2 separate regions of the Homo sapiens genome follow, and region 2 is linked to region 1. A link is an interaction called in ENCODE POLR2A ChIA-PET data of the cell type or tissue named here. Cell type or tissue: OCI-LY7. All regions are shown on one strand. Links, peaks and the distances in the headings refer to the core of each region. The heading gives the core; the rest is flanking DNA. Region 1 has its middle 15 kb from the start of IL4R. Region 2 has its middle 14 kb from the start of IL21R.

Evidence for each region. ChIA-PET counts read pairs that join two places held together with the same protein. Peaks named below come from ENCODE experiments on the same cell type or tissue, not always from the same donor. Only the 100,000 strongest peaks of a DNase experiment are listed, where the experiment ranks them.
Region 2: POLR2A ChIA-PET joins it to region 1 with 5 read pairs; 2 of 35 experiments call an interaction of 5 or more read pairs at or near these places.

What each region holds. Positions count from the first base shown.
Region 1 is chr16:27,292,570-27,305,110 of GRCh38, forward strand. No RefSeq gene overlaps it. Among named protein-coding and RNA genes, the nearest start is that of IL4R, 15 kb to the right of the region's middle. In OCI-LY7, for the core only: a CTCF peak has its summit at 5,786; DNase peaks (open chromatin) are centred at 5,742, 7,122, 7,462 and 9,086; H3K4me3 peaks cover 2,039 bases; H3K27ac peaks cover 5,000 bases.
Region 2 is chr16:27,381,880-27,394,420 of GRCh38, forward strand. No RefSeq gene overlaps it. Among named protein-coding and RNA genes, the nearest start is that of IL21R, 14 kb to the right of the region's middle. RefSeq lists a silencer at 517-706. In OCI-LY7, for the core only: no CTCF peak of the experiment used is centred there; no DNase peak of the experiment used is centred there.

The sequences.
Region 1 (12,541 bases), core at 4,781-9,780:
CCACCGTGCAGGGCCAAACTTGCACTTTTAAGTACCAGGACATTTTCCTATTCATGAACCCCTTTATAAGTTGAAATTACCTGTAACTCCAATACGTAAATCGGATGTAATAGGGATACCTTTTTCCCTGACAACAATTGTCTTGGATGCAGGAAACGCCTCCCGATTTTACTAATACATGAAGTTAAGCCCAGCGCTGTGTTTCCAGAGACAAGGCTGGTGAGAAAGTTAATCTCTGTCATTATGGGGAACCCTCCCTACCAGAGAGCTGAGTGGAAATCCAGGGTCTGGTCTAATCCTAACTGTTGAGGGGGTCCCTGAGACTTTCATCCGTACTGGTGACTTCCAGAAGGTTGACTGTCCTCTGCTGTCTCCCCAAGCTGACTTCTTGTTGCAGAACTTGGGATTCTTGTGTGTGTGTGTGTATGTGTGTGTGACGGAATCTTGCTCTATTGCCCAGGCTGGAGTGCAGTGGTGTGATCATATTAAATAACTTCACTGATGCCTCCAACTTCTAGACTCAAGGGATCCTCCCACCTCTGCTTCCCGAGTAGCTGGCCTACAGGCGTGGACCACCACGCCCAGCGACTAGTTTGTTTTCTTATTATTGAGTTTTGAAAGTTGTTTATAAATTCTGGATACAAGGCTTGTATTTGATAGATAATTTGCAAATATTTTTTCAGTCTGCGGCTTCTCTTTTTTTATTTTCTTAATGGTGTCATTTGACGATCAGAAGTATTACATTTTGATGAAGAGCAATTTGTCAATTTTGTTCTTTTATGAGTCATGCTTTTGGTAGCATATCTACATAAACGTTTTTATTCATCTATTTATTGTATGTATTTATTTTGAGACAGGAGCTCACTCTGTCACTCAGGCTGGAGTGCAGTGGTGCTATCACAGTTCACTGCAGCCTCGACTTCCCAGGCTCAATCAATCCTCCTACCTCAGGCTCCCGAGTAGCTGGGACCACAGGCACGTGCTACCACACCAAGCTGATTTTTTGTATTTTTTGAAGAGACAGGGTTTCACCATGTTGCCCAGGCTGGTCTCAAGTTCCTGGGCTCAAGCAATCCACCAGCCTCGGCCTCCCAAAGTGTTAGGCTTACAGGCATGCTGGCCTATATTAACACTGTTAAATATCTTTATTAAGATATAATTCATAAACCATACGATTCACCCATGTAAAGTGTACAATTCAATGGCTTTCATCTTCAAATGCCTGTGCTGGGATTAACACTTCAGCATGCATGTCACCAACTAGAAGAGCTCGCCTTTTGTCCATAATTTTTTAAATGTAAAATTTACATATAATGAAATTCACAGATCTTAAGTGTATCATTTGATGAGCTTTGACAAAATTCATTCACTGGTGCAATGCAAATCTCTATCAAAATATACAACCATCAAAATATAGAACAATCTAGTAGGGTGTGGTGGCTCATGCCTGTAATCCCAGCCCTTTGGGAGGTCGAGGCAGGCGTATCACGGGGTCAGGAGATCGAGACCATCCTGGCCAACACGGTGAAACCCCATCTCTACTAAAAATACAAAAAATTAGCCGGGTGTGGTGGTGGGCGCCTGTAGTCCCAGCTACTCAGGAGGCTGAGAAAGGAGAATTGCATGAACCCTGGGGGCAGAGCTTGCAGTGAGCCGAGATTGCGCCACTGCACTCCAGCCTGGGTGACAGACCGAGACTCTGTCTCAAAAAAAAAAAAATATATATATATATATATATATAAAATATATATAAAATGTATTTAAAATATATATAATATATAATATATATAAAATATATATTATATATTATATAATATAAAATATATATTATATATTATATAATATAAAATATATATTATATAATATATAATATAAAATATATATTATATAATATATAATATAAAATATATATTATATAATATATAATATAAAATATATATTATATAATATATATAAAATATATATTATATAATATATAATATAAAATATATATTATATAATATATAATATAAAATATATATTATATAATATAATATAAAATATATATTATATAATATATAATATAAAATATATATTATATAATATATAATATAAAATATATATTAAATATATATTATATATTATATATAGTATATAATATATATATAATATATAATATATAGTATATATTATATATTATATAATATATAGTATATATTATATATTATATATTATATAATATATAGTATATATTATATATATTATATAATATATAGTATATAGTATATATTATATATTATATAATATATAGTATATATTATATATATTATATAATATATAGTATATATTATATATTATATATAATATATACTATATATTATACCACCCCAGTTATATATATATATATATATATATTATACCACCACACCCAGTTAATTGTTTTTATTTTTTGTAGAGATGGGGGTGTTACTGTGTTGCCCAGGCTGGTCTCAAACTCCTGGGATCAAGCGATCCTCCTGCCTTGGCCTCCTAAAGTGCTGGAAGTACAGGCATGAGCCACCGCACCCAGCCTGAGCAGCTTTCAATTGCTGGTTGGTCACTTGTATTTCTTCTTCAGAGAAGTGTCTATCCATATATATATAATATATGTATAAGTCCCTGTGCTGGGATTACAGGAGTGAGACACTACACCCAGCAAATTTATTCCTTTGCATTTTATTCTGTGTATTCACAATTTGTGCTAATATCACCACAATCAGTTTTAGAACATTTTCTTGCTGTCAAGGAGAAACCCCGGACGCCTTAACTGTCAGTGTCTCACTCTCACGTTCCCACCCTCCAAATCCAGACAGACAACCATCTACTTTCTGTCTCTATAGATTTGCCTATTGTGAACATTTCATATGAATAGAATCGTACCATTTGCGACCCTTCGTGTCTTTCACTCAGCATTATGTTTTCAAGGTTCATCCACATCACAGCGTGCATCAGTATTTCATTTCTCTTTATTGCCAAATAATATCCCTTGTATAGATACACCACATTTTATGTATCCATTATCAGTTTATGAACATTTGGGTCATACGAGTTGTTGTGTGGGTATATGTTTTCACTTCCCTCAGTTATACACCTAGGAATGGAATTGCTGGGTCATGAGGTGGACTGTATGTTCGAGCATTTGGGAACTGCTAGGCTGTTTTCCAAAGTGGCAGCACCACTTTGCATTTTCACCATCAGTGCGTGAGGTTTCCAATTTCTCAACATCCCAACCCACACTTGTTATTATCTGATGATAGCCATTTTAGTGGGTGTAAAGTAGCACCTCACCGTGGTTTTGATTTGCTTTTCCTGATGATGTTGAGCTCCTTTTTAAATTTGAGACAGGGTCACTCTATTACCCAGGCTGGAGTATAATGGCACGATCACAGCTCACTGCAGCCTTGACCTCCTGGGCTCAAGCGATTCTCCTGCATCAGCCTCCTGAGTAGCTGGGACTATAAGTGCACACCACCACACCCAGTTAATTGTTTTTATTTTTTGTAGAGATGGGGGTGTTACTGTGTTGCCCAGGCTGGTCTCAAACTCCTGGGATCAAGCGATCCTCCTGCCTTGGCCTCCTGAAGTGCTGGAAGTACAGGCATAAGCCACCGCACCCAGCCTGAGCAGCTGGTTGGTCACTTGTATTTCTTCTTCAGAGAACTGTCTATCCAAGTCCTTTGCTCATTTAAAAACTGGATAGTTGTGTTGTTATTATTAAGTTGTAATTGTTGTATATTCTAGATATAGTTCCCTTATCAGATATATGACTTGCAAAAATTTTCTTTCATTCTGTGGATTTTCTTTTCACTTTCTTGATGGTGTCCTTTAAAACATGAAAGTTTTAAATTTGATGATGTCTAGTTTATCTGTTTTTGGTTTCATTGCATCTACTTTTGTGTCATAGCTAAGAAACTACCACCTAAACCAATGTCAAGGAGATTTACATCTGTGGTTTCTATTTTTTTTTTTAATTTTAGAGATGGAGTCTCGCACTGTCGCCTGGGCTGGAGTGCAGTAACTTGATCTTGACTCACTGCAACCTCCACCTCCCGGGTTCAAGTGATTCTCCTGCCTCAGCTTCCCGAGTAGCTGGGATTACAGGCGCCCACCACCATGCCCAGCTAATTTTTTGTATTTTTAGTAGAGATGGGTTTCACCATGTTGGCCATGCTGGTCTCAAACTCCTGACCTTGTGATTCACCTGCCTTGGCCTCCCAAAGTGCTGGGATTACAGGCATGAGCCACCGCGCCTGGCCTACATCTGTGGTTTCTTAGAGTTTCATAGATTAGCTCTTACATACAAGTTTTTGATCCATTTTGAGTTAGAGTTATTACTTTTTTTTGAAGTTGAGTTTCACTCTTGTCACCCAGGCTGGGGTGCAGTGGCGCAATCTTGGCTCACTGTAACCTCCACCTCCTGGGTTCAAGCAATTCTTCCGCCTCAGCCTCCTCAGTAGCTGGGATCACAGGTGCCCGCCACCACACCCGGCTAATTTTTATATTTTTAGTAGAGATGGGGTTTCACCATGTTGGCCAGGGTGATCTTGAACTCTTGACCTCAGGTGATCCACCCACCTCAACCTCCCAAAATGTTGGGATTACAGGCGTGAGCCACTGCGCCCAGCGGAGTTAATTTTTGTATATGGTGTGGTGTGAGGCAAGGATACAACTTCATTCTTTTTTTTTTTTTTGGAGACAGGGTCTCTCACTCTTTTGTCCAGGTTGGAGTGCACTGGTGGGATCACAGCTCACTGCAGCCTCGACTTCCCCAGGCTCAGGTGATCCTCCCGCCTCAGCCTCCCAAGCAGCTGGGACTACAGGCACACACCACCATGCCAGGCTAGTTTTTGTATTTTTTGTAGAGATGAGGTTTTGCCATGTTGCCCAGGCTGGTCTCAAACTCCTAGACTCAAGTGGTCCACTCACCTCTGCCTCCCCAAGTGCTGGGATTACAGGAGGGAGCCACTGTACCCAGAAACTTCAGTCTTTTGTGTGTGGATATCAGGTTGTCCCTTTATCATTTATTGAAAAGACTAGTTTTTTTTCTGTTTTGTTTTTTGTTTTGAGACAGAGTTTTGCTCTTATTGCCCAGGCCGGAGTACAGTGGCACAATCTCGGCTCACTGCAACCTCTGCCTCCCGGGTTCAAGCGATTCTCCTGTCTCAGCCTCCTGAGTAGCTGGGATTACAGGCAAGCACCACCACGCCCAGCTCATTTTGTATTTTTAGTAGAGACAGGGTTTCTCCATGTCGGTCAAGCTGGTCTTGAACTCCCAACCTCAGGTGATCTGCCTGCCTCGGCCTCCCAAAGTGCTGGGATTACAGCCGTGAGCCACCGTGTCCGGACAAAAAGACTAGTTTTTTTCTCATTGGATTGTCTTGACGTAGATTAATATTTTATTATATCTACTGTATCACATATCTGTCAATCTTTCCATTCCTCTGTTCATCCAACAATCTAACTTATTTTTTGATGCATTTGAAAAAGTAAGCTGTAGACACTAGAACACTTCCTTCCAACACTTCAACATGTATATCACCAACTGGAGTTCAGCATTTGTCCATAATGTTTTTAATGTAAAATTCACATATAATGAAATTCACAGATCTTAAGTGTACCATTTGATGAGTTTTGACAAAATGCATTCACCTGTACAATGCAAATCTCTATCAAAATATAGAACAGCACCACCACACCAGAAAGTTCCCTCATGCGCACTTATTTTTATGTATTTATTTTTGACAAATGCATGTACGCGTGTAGACACCACCCTAATGAAGACATAGAACATTTCCATCCCTTAAGAAAGTTTCCTTTCACATCTTTGCAGTCAACCTTGCCTATCCCACCTCATTTCTACCACTATATATTAGTTTTGCCTGTTATAGCAGTTCATATAAATGAAATCATGCGATACGTACCAATTTGTGACCAGCTGATTTCACTTCTGATTAGGATTTTGAAAACAACATAGAGCAGAATAAAAAATAATAAAATAAATAGCTGCTTGCAGGGTGAAATACTGCTTTGTAGATCTTTGTTTCAGATAGATAGAGGATAGATTTTTGTGTATGTGTGTGTGTCTGTATGTGTGTATGTGTGTCTGTGTGTGTGTGAGAGAGAGAGAGAGAGAGAGAGAGAGAGGCCAGGCCTGCTGGCTCATGCCAGTAATCCTAGAACTTTGGGTGGCCAAGGCAAGCAGATTGCTTGAGCTCAGGAGTTCGGCCTGGGCAACATGGGGAAACCCTGTCTCTACAAAACATACAAACAAATTAGCTGGGCATGGTGGTGCACCCCTATAATCCCAGCTACTGTGGGGGCTGAAGCAGGAGGATCACTTGAACCTGGGAGGTTGAGGCTGCAGTGAGCCAAGATGGCGCCACTGCACTCCAGCCTGGGCAACAAAGTGAGACCCTGTCTCAAGTAAGTAAATAAATAAATGAGAGAGAGAGAGAGAGATTGTGTACCGGGGCAAAAGAGAACATGTGTTTCTTCCCATGGGTTATAATAAAAACTGTTTAAAAGCTATTGATCCAAAAGTTCTAGATCAGAACCCTGTCTTGTCGCCCTCCCCCACTGGCTGCCTTGATCCCATATCAATGACCACAGTACTTGCTCTTCCCTTTAGGTCCTCACCAGTGCCAACCCTTCACCACTGCCTACTTATCCATCAGGTGCCTGCTTGGTTTACCCTTCCTCTAGAAAACCTGTGTTCCCAAATTTCCCTCTCAGACCCAGTACCAAGTTGTATCCTAATTATTTGGCCTCTCTTTCCTCCAGCTGACAGGGACTGTGTTTCGTTCATCTTTGCAGTCCCTAGCTCCTGGGATGTGATGACATGTAACAGGCATCAATAAATATTCACGGAATGAATGAATGAATGAATGAATGAATCCCAGAGTTCCAGGTGACAGGGTTTGAAACAAACCAGCCTGATTATTTTCCAAGGCTCCCTTCCTACTTATTTTATTGTCCTATACACCTTCTTTTTTTTTTTTTTTTTGAGATGGCGTCTTGCTCTGTTGTCCAGGTTGGAGTGCAATGGTGCAATCTCGGCTCACTGCAACCTCTGCCTCCCAGGTGCAAGCGTTTCCCCTGCCTCAGCCTGCCAAGCAGCTGGGACTGCAGGTGCTTACCACCACGCCCGGTTAATTTTTTTGTTTTTTTTTTTTTTGGTATTTTAGTAAAGACGGGGTTTTTACCATGTTGGCCAGGATGGTCTTGATCTCCTGACCTCGTGATCCGCCCGCCTCGGCCTCCCAAAGTGTTGGGATTACAGGCGCGAGCCACCGCGCCCAGCCTCCTATACACCTTTGACTTCTTAACCATCATGTTCTATAACCTCCTTCAATTGCCCTGAGACCTTATTAGCCTTTCCCTTTTTCCTCTCTCCACCCCCAATATTAGTGCTTTCATCATGGCTACTTCCTCCCAGCCACGCTGTGGCAAACAAGGGCAGTTTGTCATCATGAGGTCACATAATATCCTTATATGAATGACTTTGCCCCAGAACCCTCCCCCGTCTTGCCAAAGGGATGTTAATTCTGTGACTGTGGATATGAGAGGAGGGGTGTGTGTGTGTGTGTGTGTGTGTGTGTGTGTGTGTGTGTAGCAGGATACATTCTTATCGTTAAAGCATATTTTTTAACTTGGAAATTCTATGTTAGCAGCTATGTCAGGTCCTGTATCTTCTTTTTGCAGAGGGTCACATTTGCTGACAACAAGTACATCTTGCTGAAATAAATTTCTGGGTTTTTGTTGTTGTTGTTGTTTTGTTTTTTGTTTTGGGACAGAATCTTGCTCTGTCACCCAGGCTGGAGGCCAGTGGCGCCATCTTGGCTCACTGAAACCTCCACCTCCTGGGTTCATGCGATTCTCCTGCCTCAGCCTCCCAAGTAGCTGGGACTACAGGTGCATGCCACCACCATGCCCGGCTAATTTTTGTATTTTTAGTAGAGACGTGGTTTCACCATGTTGACCAGAATGGTCTCGACCTCTTGACCTCATGATCCACCCGCCTCAGCCTCCCAAAGTGCTGGGATTACAGGCATGAGCCACCACACCTGGCTGCTGAAATAAATTTCTAATAAGACAGCTCTCTCACCAAAAAGCAAATGTGTTTTAAGAGACAAATGCCAGAGCAAGTGAAGAAGAGAGGCTAAAGGGTTAGAACATTTCCATCTCCTAAGAAAGTTTTATTTCACTTCTTTGCAGTTGACCTTGCCCCACCCATCTCATTTCTACCACCATAGATTAGTTTTACCTGTTTCAATGTCATGAATTGAATGAAGCAATTCCATTTCTCAGTATTTTTCCTAAGGAGATAAACAAGAGCACAAAGATAAATGGTCATGATGTTCATCACAGTGCTATTTAAGATAAGAAAAAATAGGAAACAGCTGGCTCACACCTGTAATCCCGGTACTTTGGGAAGCTGAGGCAGGTGGATCACCTGAGGTCAGGAGTTCGAGACCAGCCTGGCCAACATGGTGAAACCCTGTCTCTACTAAAAATACAAAAATTAGCCAGGCCTGGTGGTGGGCACATGTAATCCCAGCTACTTGGGAGGCTGAGGCAGGAGAATTGCTTGAACCCAGGAGGTGGAGGTTGCAGTGAGCCAAGATTGTGCCACTGCACTCCAGCCTGGGCAACAGAATGAGACTTCATCTAAAAAAAAAAAAAATAGGAAACAACCTAAATCTCTATCAATAAGGGGTTGATTAAATGCCCATACAGTGGAATTGTATGCTGCCAATAAATGAGTCATTATTATCTGTGTCTGGGTTGGCAAACTTTTTCTCTAAAGGGCCAGAGAGTAAATATATTAGGCTTTGTGGGCCACAAGGTCTCTGTTGCAACTACTCTACCCTTCCATGGTATTGCTAAGGCAGCCATACATAGATGATTTGTAAATGAATAGGTGTGGTTGTGTTCCAATAAAACTCTATTTATACTTGTTTTTTTATAACCACTTAAAAATGCAAAAGCGACTCTTACCTTGTGGTTTGCACAAAAACACGCAGTGGGCCAGATTTGGCCCAAGGGATATGGTTTGCTGAGCACTGATCTATTTTCGTGGACACAGAAAGATGACCAATTGTTGGGGTTTCACTCAACACTTACCACTTAACTTGCATGGGGTGAGCCTGTTTATATAAGTGGGGTGTGTACATGTGTACATGCATGTGTGTGCATATAGAGAGATGTTCATCAGGATGTCACCAGTGGTTACTTTTGTGATTTCAGATGACATTCATGTAATTAGGAAGAAAAAATAAAGGAGTGGAGGTTGGGGGGGGTCCCGCTATGTTGCCCAGGCTGGTTTTGAACCCCTGGCCTCAACTGATCTTCCTTCCTTGGCCTCCCTAAGTGCTGGGATTGTAGGCATGAGCCACCATGCCCAGCCTTCACTTAATTTTTTATCCTTTTCTGTGTGGCTTCAACGTTTTAATTGAGTATTGTATCAATCAATTATCCAGCTAATATAATGCTGCCAAAGTGCTCATCAGGATGCAGCAATAAGTGTTTCTTGCTTACACTGTAGTGGTTGGCTGGGCTGCTGCATATGTTGGCTGCTGGCTGATCTACAGGGGCCTCAGCTGAGACAATTGAGAGGACCTTACTCCACGTGTCCCTTATCCTTCTATGGACTAGCCCAGTCTGCAAACTTTCTGTAGCCATGGCAAACATGCAAATAAGTCTGATCATAGCTAATTACAAGCCTCTGTCCCATTGCATCTGCTAACATCCATTGGCCAATACAAGTCACATGGCTGAGCTCAAAGTGAGAGGACACTTGTAAGTTACATGGCAAGAAGCATGGACCCGGGGAGCGGTAAAGAATGGGAGTGTCATGGCAGTCTCTCACAAACATGGGTTATCTTCATAGTCAGCAAAGGCAGTACAGCTGGTTTTAAGCAGAATGGCTCCCAGAGCTCTAGCCCTGCATCCTCTGGGTGGTACAGGTGATAGACACCTGTGGAAGGACAGGTGACTGTCTATCTCAGCAGCTCCAGAAAAATTTCAAAGATTCTCATTAACTCCTATCAGGTCGCATGGCCATCTCTGACCCAATCAGTAAGGCCAAGGCACTGCAGTGTTCTGACTGTTGACTCCTGAAAATCACCTGCCCACTTTCACAGCCAGAGGTGGAGTCAATTCTACCTGAATTTTTTGGACTGAGTGTTAGGGAGGGGTGGTTCACTGGAGGCATATCCAGGATGTTACAGAGGTGGCTGGCTTGGATTAGCTCTCCCCTGAAATGCAGATTAGAGGGCCAGTAGCATATTGTGATGTGATCCCAGAGGGCACCAGTAACAGGGAGGGGGAAATGAACAGGGAGGCAAGAAAGTCGATAAAAGGAGTATTAATGAGCAGATTATTGCTGGGGGAAACTGGGTCCTCTGGGAGACTGTGTTGAAAAACCCTCAGAGAGGCCAGACACGGTGGCTCTCGCCTATAATCCCAGCATATTGGGATGCTGAGGCAGGAGGATCACCTGAGGTCAGGAGTTCGAGACCAGCCTGGCCAACATGGTGAAACCCCCCTCTCCACTAAAAAAACACAAAAATTAGCTGGGCATGGTGGTGTGAACCTGTAATCCCAGCTACTCAGAAGCTGAGGCAGGAGACTTGCTTGAACTCGGGAGGTGGAGGTTGCAGTGAGCTGAGATTGCGCCACTGCACTCTAGCCTGGGCGACAAAGCAAGACTCTGTCTCAAAAAAAAAAAAAAGAAAAGAAAAAGCCCTCTTCTTGTGGTTGTGAGATGGCATCCAACCATAACAAAATTAAAATCCCATGCCTTCCATATTAAATTCAGTACAAAAGGGTATAAGTGCTCTTGTCCCAGAAATCCCACAAAGTCTCAAGATTCACCCTGACTGGAATAGCTTGGGGCATTTAAGTAACATGCTTACCTCTGACCAAGCTCTGTGGCACTGTGTCCAGAGAAACCGGTGTACTAGTTGACTTAGGTTCGGGCCACATGCTCCAGTCCTAGGCTGGGCACGGAGCCCCATCTCGACATATGAATGGAGAGGGGCGGTTCGGAGGTAGCCCCCAGGGGCAAAGCAGGGCTTTTGCCGAGCAACAACGGGACAAATCTACATGGGAGACAAGCTACCCAAATCCACTATAAACAATCTCTGCGGCTTCAGCCAACTAGCTGAAAAGGAAGAACTCTGGGAGCTGACAGGTTGTCGTCCTGCAAACAGGTGAGGCTGTTCTTGGACCATAGAAAACCTTCTAGGGGAGCCCCATTGTTCCAAGAACTAGTCCCTTAACTGTCTGGGGCTTCAGCTCCTCCTCTGCCACTTCCTGGGCAGTCATGGGTGACTCACTAAACCTCTCCAGGTCTCAGCCACATTGATAACTTCATTGTCCATCCATCCATCCATCCATCCATCCATCCATCCATCCATCCATCCACCTGTTCATTCATTCACTAAACATTTATAAGCATTTAAGTATGCCATGCACTCTGTAGATTCTGAGGATAAACACAGTTGTTCACAGCTATATCACAGTATCTAGCACAGTGCCTGGCACATAGTAAGTGCTCAAGAAACACTGATTCAAGGAATAAATGAACAAGATAAAGTCACTGCACTCAAAGAGCTGACTGTCTAATAGAGAAAACAGACACTTAGAATTACAATATACTGGACACCTATCCAATGTGCTTCGGGTAAACAGGAAGGAGCTTGTCTGGAAGGCTGAAGAAGGCTCCACTCAGGAAGTCACAGGCCTTCAAGGAGAGGGGGATTTCAGCAGGCTGAGAAAAAGAGGCAGCACACAGCCAGCCCAGGGAATCATGTCAACAATGGCACAGAACTGGAGGAGAAGAAATTAATTTTTTTTTTTCGAGACAGAGTCTCACTCTGTCACCTAGGCTGGAGTGCAGTGGTATAGTCTTGGCTCACTGCAACCTCTGCCTCCCAGGCTCAAGCGATTCTCCTGCCTTAGCCTCCTGAGTAGCCGGGATTACAGGCACCCGCTACTACACCCAGATAACTTTTTGTATTTTTAGTAGAGACAGGGATTCACTGCACTGGCCAGGCTGGTCTCGAACTCCTGACCTCATGATATGCCCGCCTTGGCCTCCCAAAGTGTTGGGATTACAGGCATGAGCCACCGCGCCTGGCCAAAATTAATATTATTAATCACTTTCCATGGACCAGACATTTTATTTTTGCCTTTACACTCTTAGAAAGGACTAGAATTTATCCACCATGAAATCTTGGCATGCCTAGACTCCTTCTGCCTCTTGCTCTCCCCTCCTCTGGGTCTCAGCTCTCACTTAAATTATTGTGATGCTCCCCGCCCCCCAAACCCATCAGTCAATAGTTGTGTCTCCCTCTGGTTCACCATCCGAATGGCTGCCAGAGGGATTGTTTCAAATTTCAAGGCTGAGCCTCTCGTTCCTTTGTTTGGAATCCTTCAATGGCTCCACATCTCCTGAAGGCTGTGTTTAAGACCTTTTGTAATATGACCATGAATTGCATTGCATGCCCCACCCCTGGCA
Region 2 (12,541 bases), core at 2,533-7,532, 87 kb after region 1:
GATCAAGTGCATAAGCAACAACAATGCAGTGTGTTCATAACAAGACTCGGAAGCTTGGGCTCAGAGGAGGGACAATTGACCCAGACTTGGGCAATCAGGGAAAGCTTCCTGGAGGAGATGACATCTAAGTTAAAATCTGAAGGACTGGAACTAGTTTTCCAACAGATGGCAACAGAAAGAATGCACCAGGTAGAGGACACGGCCCATGTGGGAGCCAGGAGGAAACAACCCATTCCGGCTGAAGCACATCATGCAAGAAGGGAGGGTGAGGTGAGAGGCTAATTCAGCCGGAGGGAAAGGCAGAGCTGTGTGAGCCACATGTGAGATTTGAGACTGAAGAGGCCTTGCCATTTGTAGGCCAACCTGACTCAGGGGGGCAGGGGTGATTCTTTTTCCCAGAGTGAATCCTAAGTGGGGCTGAAGCAGGGCTGACTTTTTAGTGAGCACCTACTGTGTGCAAGGCACTGCCCTAAAGGGACTGAGGAAGGTTCTGCAGTGAGCAGAACAGAGTCCCTGCTCTCATGAAGTGACACCTAGTGAGGACAGAGAGCCAAAAGATGTGCAGGTGAGCCCACAGTGTGACGTCAGAGGGCTTGAGTGCTATGCAGAACAGACAGGCAGGGGAGGGGCCAGGGGAAATTAGCGGGTGGAGAGCTGTTTAGGAGGTGCCAGGAAAGACCTCACCAAGGAGGTCTGAATAGAGGCTTGAGTGAACTAGGGGAATGAGCCACGCAGATATCTGGAGGGACAGGGAGAAAGAGATTGTTCTAGGAGGAGGGAGCGGGCTGTGCGAAGGCCCTGGGAAGGGAATGGCGTGAAGGGGGTGCAGCCAGGAGGCCAGAGTCAGAAAACTGGGGGAGAGGAAAGAGACAAATTCAGAGGCAATGGGGATCAGCCACGGAGGGCCTTACTGGCCACACACAGGACCTAGGGTTTGTTTGACCAACCATAGGAAGGCTTTGGATGTGGAAGTGACTTGATCAGATGATTGTCTCAAAATGATCATTCTGGCTGCAGTTAGAAGGGGATGTTTTTGGTAGGGGAGGCCCTAATTTTCCAATGTCCAGAGCAGGCGGCGACCACAGCTGTGGATTCTGGGCATGTTTTGAAAGTGGAACCAACAGGAATTCCCAACGGGTGGGATTGGGGTGGTGAGAGAAAGCAAGGAAGCAAGAAAGATCATGCTATTGTCACCATGGGGACCCCGCCCCACACGCCGTTCAGCTCTTTAGCCTCGCTCCAGGTACAGGGGCAATGATTCCCACCTAACCTCTGCTGTTTGTGGCAGCCTGCTCTTCCAGGCACAGCATCCTCCTAATTATCCTGGGGGCAGGGGTAAGTATTCTCACCACAATTGGCAGGTAGGGGTTGTAGAGGCTCAGAGAGAGGAAGGATCTTGCCTGGGGTCATGCAGCCCTAGCGGATGAGTTTGGCACTGCCGACATCTTCTGTAGGACTCTGGGTCCAGTGCTCCTCCCCCTACAACATGAAATCAGAGGTTCTCAACCTGGGGGCAATTTTGCCCTCCAGGGGACACCTTTGGTGGTCACAACTGGGGGAAAGGCATCTAGTGGGAAGAGGCCAGGGATGCTGGTCACCATCCCACCATGCACAGGATGGCCCCCACCGTAAATGATCCAGCCCAAATGTCAACACTATCAAGGTGGAGAAACCCTGCCAAATATTCTATTGAAGGGCTGGAGATGCCGTAGCTCGGCAGCCTCCCCCCAGCCCTCCAGGGCCTTCTCAGACACCACTCAATGGGTCTGGGTGCCCCTCCCTGAAAGGGAAGCCAGCCTGTGCCAAGGTCGCACTGGACAGCCAGCAGCTGTGGTGGCAGTTTCCCCAGCGACAGAGGCCGGTTCCTGGAAAACTAAACTTGGTATCCTCTGTGGCTTATCTTCTCCTTTCCAATCAGACCTAGGCACACGGGCCACATACCCTCATCTGCAGACAGTCTCCCAGGACCCTACAAGTTCCCAGCCCAGTTGGATAGGGACCAAAGGTAGCTTGCTCCCATCACTCCCCTCCTGAGATCCTCTCATGGCTCTGGCCGTCGATGGGGTGGGGTTCTGCTCCCGCTGCTCTACAGGGAAACTTCTCCAGGCTCTGGCACTGTCTTCGCCAGCAGGCTATGGCCTCGACACTTCCTCCTTGCTCTGGTGTCCCCCTCTGCCCTCCCCACCCACACCAGGGCCCTCATCATTCCCCGAACAGGCGGGGAAGTCACGCCCTCATGTCTTTGGCTTACCAGAGAACCGACTCCAGGCTTGGTTGGCCCTCTGCTGTGCTTCCTTCCTCTTTCAGCCAATTCTGATCTTTATAATTTTCCTTTCCTTTCTTTTGGGTTTATTTCACTGTCATTTTCTAACTTCTCGAGAGAGACGTTTGGAACATTAATTTTTAGCTTTTCTTCTTTGCTAATCTGTGACTGTTAAGGCTACAAATTTCCCTCTGAGTACTTTTTTAGCTGCAACCCACAAGTTTACATGTGGTTGTTTTTTTAAAACCATTCAGTTCAAAATGTTTTCTAATTTTCCATTGCAATTTTTCTCATTGTCTCTTGGGTGATTTAGAAGCGTATTTCTTGGTTTCCTGTCCACATTTTCAGAACGTTTTGAAATGCACTCTCCTATATTTTCAACACGCTGAACTGTTCTTCATCCTTCCAAGGCCAGAACAAGTGACCCCTCCTCCATGCAGCCTTCCCTGACACTCCCTCCACACTGTGGCCAGTATCATCAGGGGTCGCTCGTGTCTGCTGTCATAGCACTTTGTACCAACCACCATTATAGCACTTTAAGGTCACACAGTAATGTATCTGTCAAGATTCTTTCAGTTTCAAGTGAAAGAAACTTACTTAATCCAAACTGGCTGAAGCCAAGAGGGAATTTATTGTCCTATTTAACTAAAATGTCTTGGCTTTCAGGCATAGCTGGATCAAGGGATCCTGATTCCTGATGGCCCAGTTCATCTCTTGAGTCACTTCTTCCAGGTCGACCCCATCCTGAGGCAGTTTCTCCCGTGTGGCCACAGAGACATACAGCAGCTGCAGGGAACACATGAATACGTTCTCCCGGCTCCAAGTGCGGAGTCTTTGCCCTGATCAATCCCTCTAGAGTCTCGTGGGATCTGTTAGACTCTGACTGGATCTGTTAATGTGGCTTAGGGAATATAGTGGATTGGTTTAGGCTAGAGTCATGCACGCTCCTAGGGAAAGGAACTGAGAATGGAGGGGGCATGATATCTCAGAAACAGCCGGGATACAGTGACCAGGAGAAGAGTAAATCAGGACTAGAAAACAAAACAAAACAAAACAAAAACAAAAACAAAAACAAAGACAATATGCTACTGCTGTTAATAATAATCATACTAGTCTAGTAAACAGCAACAATTATAAGTACCTTTATTTTTTAGATGGACTTTTGCTCTTATCACCCAGGCTGGAGTGTAGTGGCACGATTTCAGATCACTGCAACCTCCACCTCCCGGGTTCAAGCAATTGTCCTGCCTCAGCCTCCCCAGGAGCTGGGAATACAGGCATGTGCCACCACGCCCGGCTAATTTTTGTATTTTTAGTACAGATGGGGTTTCACCATGTTGGCCAGGATGGTCTCAAATTCCTGATCTTAGGTCTCGGCCTAAGCAATCATTTGTCTCTAGACTTCTCATTCCATAAGGGAATTAGCTCTTAAGTGTTTAAGAGCTTAAGGCCTCGGCCTTCCAAAGTGCTGGGATTACAGGCGTGAGCCACCATGCCCGGCAGTACCTCTTATACTTAGTACATGCCACTAACTCAAGTGCTTTGCTTTTAGACCTGTGTATCCGCCTTCCCATTGAATTTAAAACCTTTGACAGTGAAAAGAAGATCTGTTTTGTTAACTGTGAAAATTTTGGAGGTGGCAGGGGAGGGAGAAGATGGGCAATTCCTCCTCTGCCCTAAGACTGTAATCAGCTCACCCCACCGCACCCCCACCCCTGAACTTGGAGGCTGGGGCTCAGCCCCAGGGTCCCCTAAGAGAAAGCTTGCAGAGGTGCCCAATCAGCTCAGTGGTTGCTGTAACCCTCTGTCTTAGCTGCTCAGGATGCTATAACACAATGGATGGGTGGTTTGCACAACAGACGTTTATTTCTCACAGTTCTGGAGGCTGGAAAGTCCATGATCAACAAGTTGGTCCAGGAATAACATTAGGGATCAGAATGCAAAGGAAATTCCTTCGCGCATTTGTGCCAGTCTCTGGTAGGCACATTTTCAGTGCACCACCTGAATTCTCTGTGCAGCATCTGGAAAACTTTGGTAAACTCCCATCTCCCCAGCTCTGCAGTCAGAAAAGAAAGGCAGCTGAATCCATGCCTGATGAAGGCTCTCTTCCTGGCTGGCAGACAGCTGCCTTCTTGCTGTGAGGGAGATTGAGGGCAAACTCCCTGGTGTCTCTTCTTATAAGGGCACTAACATTATCAGATCAGGGTCCCACCCTTCTGAGCTCATTTCACCTTAATTACTTCCTTAGCGGCCTCATCTCCAAATACAGCCACATTGTGGGTTAAGCCTTCAGCATATGAATTTGGCAGAGGTTGAAAGCAGCACATTCGGTCCATAATTATCTCCCTCCATGGTAAGCCCTCCTATGTCTTTCTAAGAATCAGAGACACACAGACACTCAGCATGAAAGGAGACTTCATTGCCCTTGGTCCAACCACACACTCAGTTAATCCAACCATACCCCCACAGTGAGGAGTTGTTTACATACCAGGGACAGGGAGCTCACTGTCTTCTCCAGTTCATCAACTCTGACTATGCTGGTCTGGACCTGCTCATGACCCCCACCCTGAGTCTTCTCTTTCCAAATACTTCTGCTGTCTCATGGTTTTTTTTACTGTCTCCACACCAGCTGCTCTACCTTCTCGGTTGCCTGTTCTGAATATACATCAATTTGCCAATGTTCTTTAAAAATGAAGGTCCAGAACTGGACGTAGACTGAAGGTGTGGCCAGTGCAGTGAGAATAGCCTCCCTTGTTCTGGACACCATACCTCTATTAATGCAACCCTAGGGTGCTTCAGGTTCCCCTTGGCTGTGACACACTCTTGACTTTGGGAAAATCTCGCAAGCATTTTCCATGTGACATGTTGGTTCTGTGGTTCTAATCTTCATATACATGTAATTGAATATCTGGCTTGAAGTAAAGGACGTCACATGCTTCAGGGGGACCATGGCTCACATCTCTATAGATTTTTTTATACCTTCCCTTCTCTGCACCCTTTTCCCACCATACTGATGTTTTGTGATGTCCTTTTTTTTTTCTCTTCAAAATGGAAATAGCTTGGTTATTTTTCCCAGATTCCAGAAGTAAGATATCATTTTAAAAATCAGATAATACAGAATAACATAAAAAATTAAAAATAAAAATTCCCACCACCCAGAAATGGGCCTATTAACCCTTGAGGCTAGACGGCCCAGGTTCAAATCTTGACCCCGCCACTTACTGGCTATGTGCCTGTGGACCAGTTGCTTAGTCTCCTGCACCTGTTTTCTTATGTCTAAAATGGGGATATTAAAAGGTAGTTTGGGGCTGGGCACAGCAGCTCACGCTTGTAATCCCAACACTTTAGGAGGCTGAGGCAGGAGGACCACTTGAACCCAGGAGTTTGAGACCAGCCCTGGCAATATAATGAGACTTCATTCCTACAAAAAGCTTTTTAAAACTTAACCAGGCGCGGTGGTGCACACCTGTGGTCCCAGCTACTCGGGAGAGTGAAGAGGGAGAATGGCTTGAGTTTGAGAGGTTTAAGCTGCAGTGATCACACCATGATCACACCATTGCATTCCAGTTTGGGCGACAGAGTGAGACCCTGTCTCAAAAATACAAAATTAAAATAAAAGGTGGTTTTGATAGCTTATTGCAGATGGCAAGTCCCTTACAACTGTAAACAATTTTGTATTATTGTTATTAATAATTGTGTTGGTTACAGTTCTGTTTCTCCGGAGAACACTGACTAATACAGATACATCTGTTTTAGTCAGCTCAGGCTGCCATAGCAAAATACCATAGACTGTGTGGCTTAGGCAACAGTTTATTTTCCCACACTTCTGGAGGCTGGTAGTCTAAGTCAAGGTGGTTGATGGTTGTCTTCTGAACAACCTTTCTAGCTTGCAGACAGCCACCTTCTTGTTATGTCCTCACATGGCATAGCTACAGAGTATTCTGTTTCACAGATGTTTTATAAATTATTCATCCAACCCTCTCTTCATGATTTATTTCAACCTAGTCAGTACTTTATACACACAGCATACCTGGTTATTTCTTGCTTCACCAGTTTGGGTACACAGATAAGCCTCTTCATCCTTTTGATAGTCACTCAATCCCCTTGTATGGTTAGAAGTTCCAACTTCTAATAGAGACCAACCACAGTGGCTTAAACACTTAAGAGCTAATTCCTTTATGGAACGAGAAGTCTAGAGACAAATGATTGCTGACATTTGTTCATGACCCATGATATCAGGGCCAAGTTCTCTGTGATTATCCTATTCTTTTTCTTTAGTTCTAAATGGCTGCTTGAGCTCCAGCCATCACGTGTACACTTTAGGCAGGAGAAAGGAGGAAGGGGAATACTGGAAGGGCCACAGAGTGCTTCCAGAAGGTCCATGTGAACACTCCCATCACTAGCTGCAAGGGAAACTGGAAAGTGGTCTATTAGCTGGGTCTGTTGCCATCCAGAATTACACTATGGTCCTGATATGAGAAAGAAGGACAAGATGGAAGCTGGGACACAATTAATTGTCCCTATCATGGTCCCTGTAGCAGATGTTGAAGCCTTACCCTTAACTTCTCAGCTTTATACACCAAAGCATTTGTACTGCAAACACCTGCAACTCCCTGCGTGAGGGTTCATTTTTGGCAACAGGTGCATGCAATCGGCAAGCTGGAAGTGTCAGAGAGTCGTGGCCCTGGAAGCAGCCCTCAACTAACAACAAATGAAGTCCTGGAAAAGAAATATCCCAGATTTCTTGTTTCTCCTTTGGGACAAGTTGGAGACATGTTCTATATTGTCTCCCAGAGAGGTACCCAGTGGGATTCAGCTCCAGTTGCCAACAGCAGTGGCCTTCTCCTTAAAGCGCCCTTTACTGGCTTCCTCGCTTTGCCTGCCCCACTTCTCCATTCCCCTGTGTTTCCTAGGATTATTTCCCAAATCTATGACTTATCCTTAAATCCTTGTCTTAGAATTTGCCTCTGGGGGAACCCAACCAAGACACAACTCATGTGCCAAACAGCAAGTGATGTGATCAATGGCTAGGGCAGTCTGATCAGCCCATTAGAGATCCTAATTTTGGAAAGAAATTTACAAAATTCTTAGTCTTATCATCTGCTTAAATGATACCCCTATTAGTCCAGAGCCTAATACAAACCAAGATGAGCTTTTAAGGCAGGATAAACATATTCTTTCTGTGTTACTCATAACTGAGGGCACTATTTATTAGTTTTTTCTTTATATTCAGCCATCGCTCTTAAAATAAACCTGCTGTCTCAGGGTAACTGAGTGAAAAGGGGGTTCCCAGTTTCAGCCACATGTTGCGCACAATCCAGCCCTCTAGACGTCTCCTTCCTTTGTGGTTTGCTCCCCATGAAACATCCCCTGCCCTTTCTTGGCTGTGGCTCTCAGCAGACCATCTGGTCCATTACAGGAACCCCACAATGTTGGACCTCAGAAAGGAATGCATCAGTTAATACCACTGAACTTACACTTAAAATTGGATAAGATGGTACATCGTATTAGTCTGTTTTCACGCTGCTGATAAAGACATACCCAAGACTGGGTAATTTATAAAGAAAAAGAGGTTTAATGGACTCACAGTTTGATGTGGCTGGGGAGGCCTCACAATCATGGTGAAAGGCAGAAAGCAAAGGGCACATCTTACATGGCGGCAGACAAAAGACAATGAGAACCAAGTGAAAGGGGTTTCTCCTTATAAAACCATCAGATCTCGTGAGACTCATTCACTACCACAAGAACAGTATAGGGAAAACCACCCCCATGATTCAGTTATCTCCCACAGGCTCCCTCCCACAACACGTGGGAACTATGGGAGCTACAATCCCAGATGAGATTTGGGTGGGGACACAGCCAAACCATATCATACATGTCATGTGATGTGTATTTATTACAATAAAAAATTAATTTAAAAAAATGAATGGATGAGGAAGCGGTTGTCTGAGAAGAATTTTCAAAGATCTAAATAAATGGAGAGAGTGCCTATATCCAGGATTGAAAGTCTCCAAGTTTTTAAGGTGGTAGATTTCCTCAAACTGATCTATTGATTCAAGACAATCCTTGTCAAAATTCCAGTAGGAGTTTTTGCAGAAATTAGCAAGCTGAAACTTATATGGAATTTAATATTTATAATGGAAATGCAAAGGACTCAGAATGACCAAAACAATTCTGAAAAAGCAGAACAAATTTGGAAGACTTCTACTTCCTGATTTCAAAACTTACTACAAAGCTACAGCAATCAAGGCAGTAAGGTGCTAGTAAATGGATAGACATATAAAGCAATGAATCAGAATACAGGGTCCAGAAATTAACCCATATATTTATAGTCAATTATCAAAATAGGTGTCAGGGCAATTCAAAAGGGAGAGGGCAATCTTTTCTAAATATTGTGCTGAAACATTTAGATATTTATATGAAAAAAGATAAATTTAGATCATTACCTCACAGCATTCACAAAATTAAGTCAAAATCATAATTTTAAAAAGGTAAGGCTGGGCTCAATGGCTCACTTTGGGAGGTCAAGGCAGATGGATCACTTGAGCCCGGAGTTCAAGACCAGCCTGAGCAACATGGAGAAACCCCATATCTACCAAAAATACAAAAATTGGGCGGACATGGTGGTATGCACCTATAGTCCCAGCTACTCAGGAGGCTGAGGTAGGAGAATCGCTTGAACCCAAGAGGCCAAGGTTGCAGTGACCTGAGATTGCAGTGAGCCACTGGACTCCAGTCTGGGCAACAGAGCAAAACCCTGTCTCAGAAAATAAACAAATAATAAAAAATAAAAATGCAAGAGCTAAAACTATTAAACTTTTAGAAGAAAATATGAGAGGAGATTTTTGCTACTTTGGTATAGGTGAAGATTTCTTAGATATGGCACCCAAAGTCCAATCCACAAAAGAAAAAAATTGATAAATTGGGTTTCAATAAAATTTAAAAGGGTTATGCTTCAAAAGAAAAAAAACACCATTAAGTACATTATTTAAAAATGGCAGAGTAAGGAACTCCAAGGATCAGTTCCTCCACTAAAGCAAACATTAAGCTGGAAGAAAGTGTCAAAAGAAACTTTTTTGGAACCTGAAATCTAATCAAAACCCTTTAGCAACCAGAAAAGGCTGCTAATTCTTGGTAAGAAAATACTGTAGCATTTTTGCTTACTTGCCTACCATCTCACATTCATCAGCTTAGTCGTGGCTATGAGTACAGTAGCCTGCATTCTTGGCATGGCTTGCTGGTACCAGAAAGAACAACACAAGCCTTGGTCTCAAAGAATTGTGTTTCTACATTTTGATCTGTTTGGCATCTCCCTAAAGGATCCACTCAGGTGCTTGCCTTTGTTTTGCCCTCCCACTTCCCCTGAACTCTAGGCTGGAGCAGCTTCCCAGGCAATGTCTGTTGACAAACTTTAAAGACACACACTACCCATGTGGGGCAAAGGATGACAGACAAAGCAAAAAGCAGAGACCGACCAAAAAGCTGGAGAAGAAAAAGACTAAGGAGGAATGTATATGGGGGAATAAGGGCTTTGAAAAGCTTCCGTGTATACCAGGGAATCTAGAATATAACACATATGCCCAGGGCTGAAGTCATGCACAGAAATGATATGAGATGATCCTAGGCTTGCACCTCTGGCTAATTGGGCTCTGCACAAGCAGAGGTGAAGGCTAAGACAGAATTGTAGTCTGCCTGGCTAAGTGTAAAGGAGTATCCCAGCTCAGAGCCAATTTACAAAGACTAGGGGAGTATCTTTTATTTTGTTTTTCTTTTTGGCTGCAGGTATATAAGGAAACCTCTTACAGATCACTGACCAACTGCTGAGATAACAGAATGGAGATTTCAGTGAACATACACAAAAAGGGATATAGTCTTTGCAAAAATAGTTTGGAAAAGTCACTAAGTAAATGAATGGCTGAAGCTCACAGCAAATGACAAAAGCAAGCCTTGTGGACAGGGGAAGGGAGAATGTGATTTCTAGAATTATCACATTGTAACATTCAAAATGCCAAGTTTCCAACAAAAACCTATAACGTATACAAAGAAACAGGAACACCCAGCCCATTCACGGGGGAAAAATGGATAGAAAATGTCCCTAAAAAAGTCCAGACATTGGAGCTGCTAGACAAAGACATTAAATCAATTGTCTTAAATATGCTCAAAAAGCTAAAGGAAACCATGAGTGAAGAACTAAGTTAAACCAGAACTACGTGTGAACAAGTAGATAATATCAATAAGAGCTAGACATTATTTAAAATAACCAAATAGAAATTTTGGACCTGAAAAATATAATAGCCAAAATGAAAAATTTATTAGAGAGCTCCAACACCAGATTTGAGTAGGCAGAAGAAAGAATCAATAAGCTTGAAGCTAGGTAAATTGAAATAATCCAGTCTGAGGAGCATAAAGTAAAAAGGAATAAAAATAAACAGAGCCTGAGAGACCTGTGAGACAACAGAGCGAGACTCCATCTCAAAAAAAAAAAAAAGGTATAAACATATGCATTATGTGAATCCCAGAAGGAGGAGAAAGAAAGGACCAGAAAGAATATTTGAATAAAGGCCAAACATTTCCAAAATTTGATGAAAGGTATGAGTATATACATCCAAGAAGCTCAGTGAACTCCAACTAGGATAAAACCAAAGGAATCTACACCAAGACACATTATAATCAAACTGTTGAAAGACAAAGACAAATCGAGAATCTGGAGACTAGCAAGAGAGAAGTAACTTGTCACATACAAGGGGTCCTCAACAAGATTAATGACCAAAGTCTCATCAGAAGCCACAAGGCCAGAAGACAGAAGGATGATATATTTAAAGTGCTGAAGGAAAAAACCCTGCCAACTGAGAATTCTTTATCTGGCACAACTATCTTTCCAAAATGATTAAGAAATTAAAACATTCAAAGATTGCAAAAAAAAAAGGTGAAGTATTTCATCACTAGGAGGCTTTCCCTATGAAAAACACTAAAGGGAGTCTTTCAGGCTGAGATGAAAGGACACTAGGCAGTAAATCAAAGCCATATGAATAAATACAGAACACTAGTAAAGGTAAATATAAAAACTAGTATAATTATATTTTTGGCTTATGACTCCTCTTTTTGTTTCCTATATTATTTAAAAGATACATACATAAAAATAATTATAAATCTATGCTAATGAGCACATGCCACATAAAGATGTAGTTTGTGATAATGACAACAAAAGAGGGGGAGGGATAGGAGTAGAATAGAGTAGAGGGAGCTGTATAGGAGTAGAGTTTTTGTATTGCTATTTAAACCAAGTTGTTATCAATTCATACTATATTGTTATAAATTTCCTGTGAAGTGTAAACCTCAAGGTAACCACTAAGAAAATAACTAAAAATATACAGAAAAGAAATGAGGAGGCTATCAAAATGGTGCACTAGAAGAAAATCAATCAATACAAGAGAAGGAGGTAATGAGGGAATTGAATAACAAAAGAAAATTTGATATAAATGAAATGAATAGCAAAATGCAGTGGTAAGCCTTTTATCATGAATCACTTTAAATGTAAGTAGATTAAATTCACTGATTAGAAGACAGAATGGATTGACAGAAGGAATTAAAAAACATGATCCAACTACATGCTGTCTACAAGAGACTCACTTTATATCCAAAGACACAAATAAGTTAAAAGTGAAAGGATGGAAAAAGATATTCTATGAAAATAGAAACCAAGAGAGAGCTGAGGTGGCTATACTAATGTCAGATAAAATGAGTCTTAAGTAAAAAATTGTTACAAGAGACAAACAAGGACATTACATGTTGATAAATGTGTTAATTTGTCAAGAAGATTGGCCAGGTGGTGGCTCATGCCTGTCATCCCAGCACTTTGGGAGGCCAAGATGAGTGGATCACCTGAGGTCAGGAGTTTGAGACCAGCCTGGCCAACATGGCGAAACCCTGTCTCTACTAAAAATACAAAAATTAGCAGGGCACGGTGGTGCACACCTGTAGTCCCAGCTACTCGAGAGGCTGAGGCAAGAGAATTGCTTGAACTTGGGAGGCGGAGGTTGCAGTGAGCTGAGATTGCACCATTGCACTCCAGCCTGTGTGACAGAGCAACACTCTGTCTCAAAAAAAAGAAGACATAATAATTATGACCATACATGTGCTAAACATCAGAGCCCAAAAATATATGAAGCAAATATTGACAGAACTGAATAGAGGAATAGACAGTTCTACAATAATAGTTGGAGACCATCTAGACAGAAGACTAAGAAAGTAGGGGACTTGTACAACTATAAACCAACC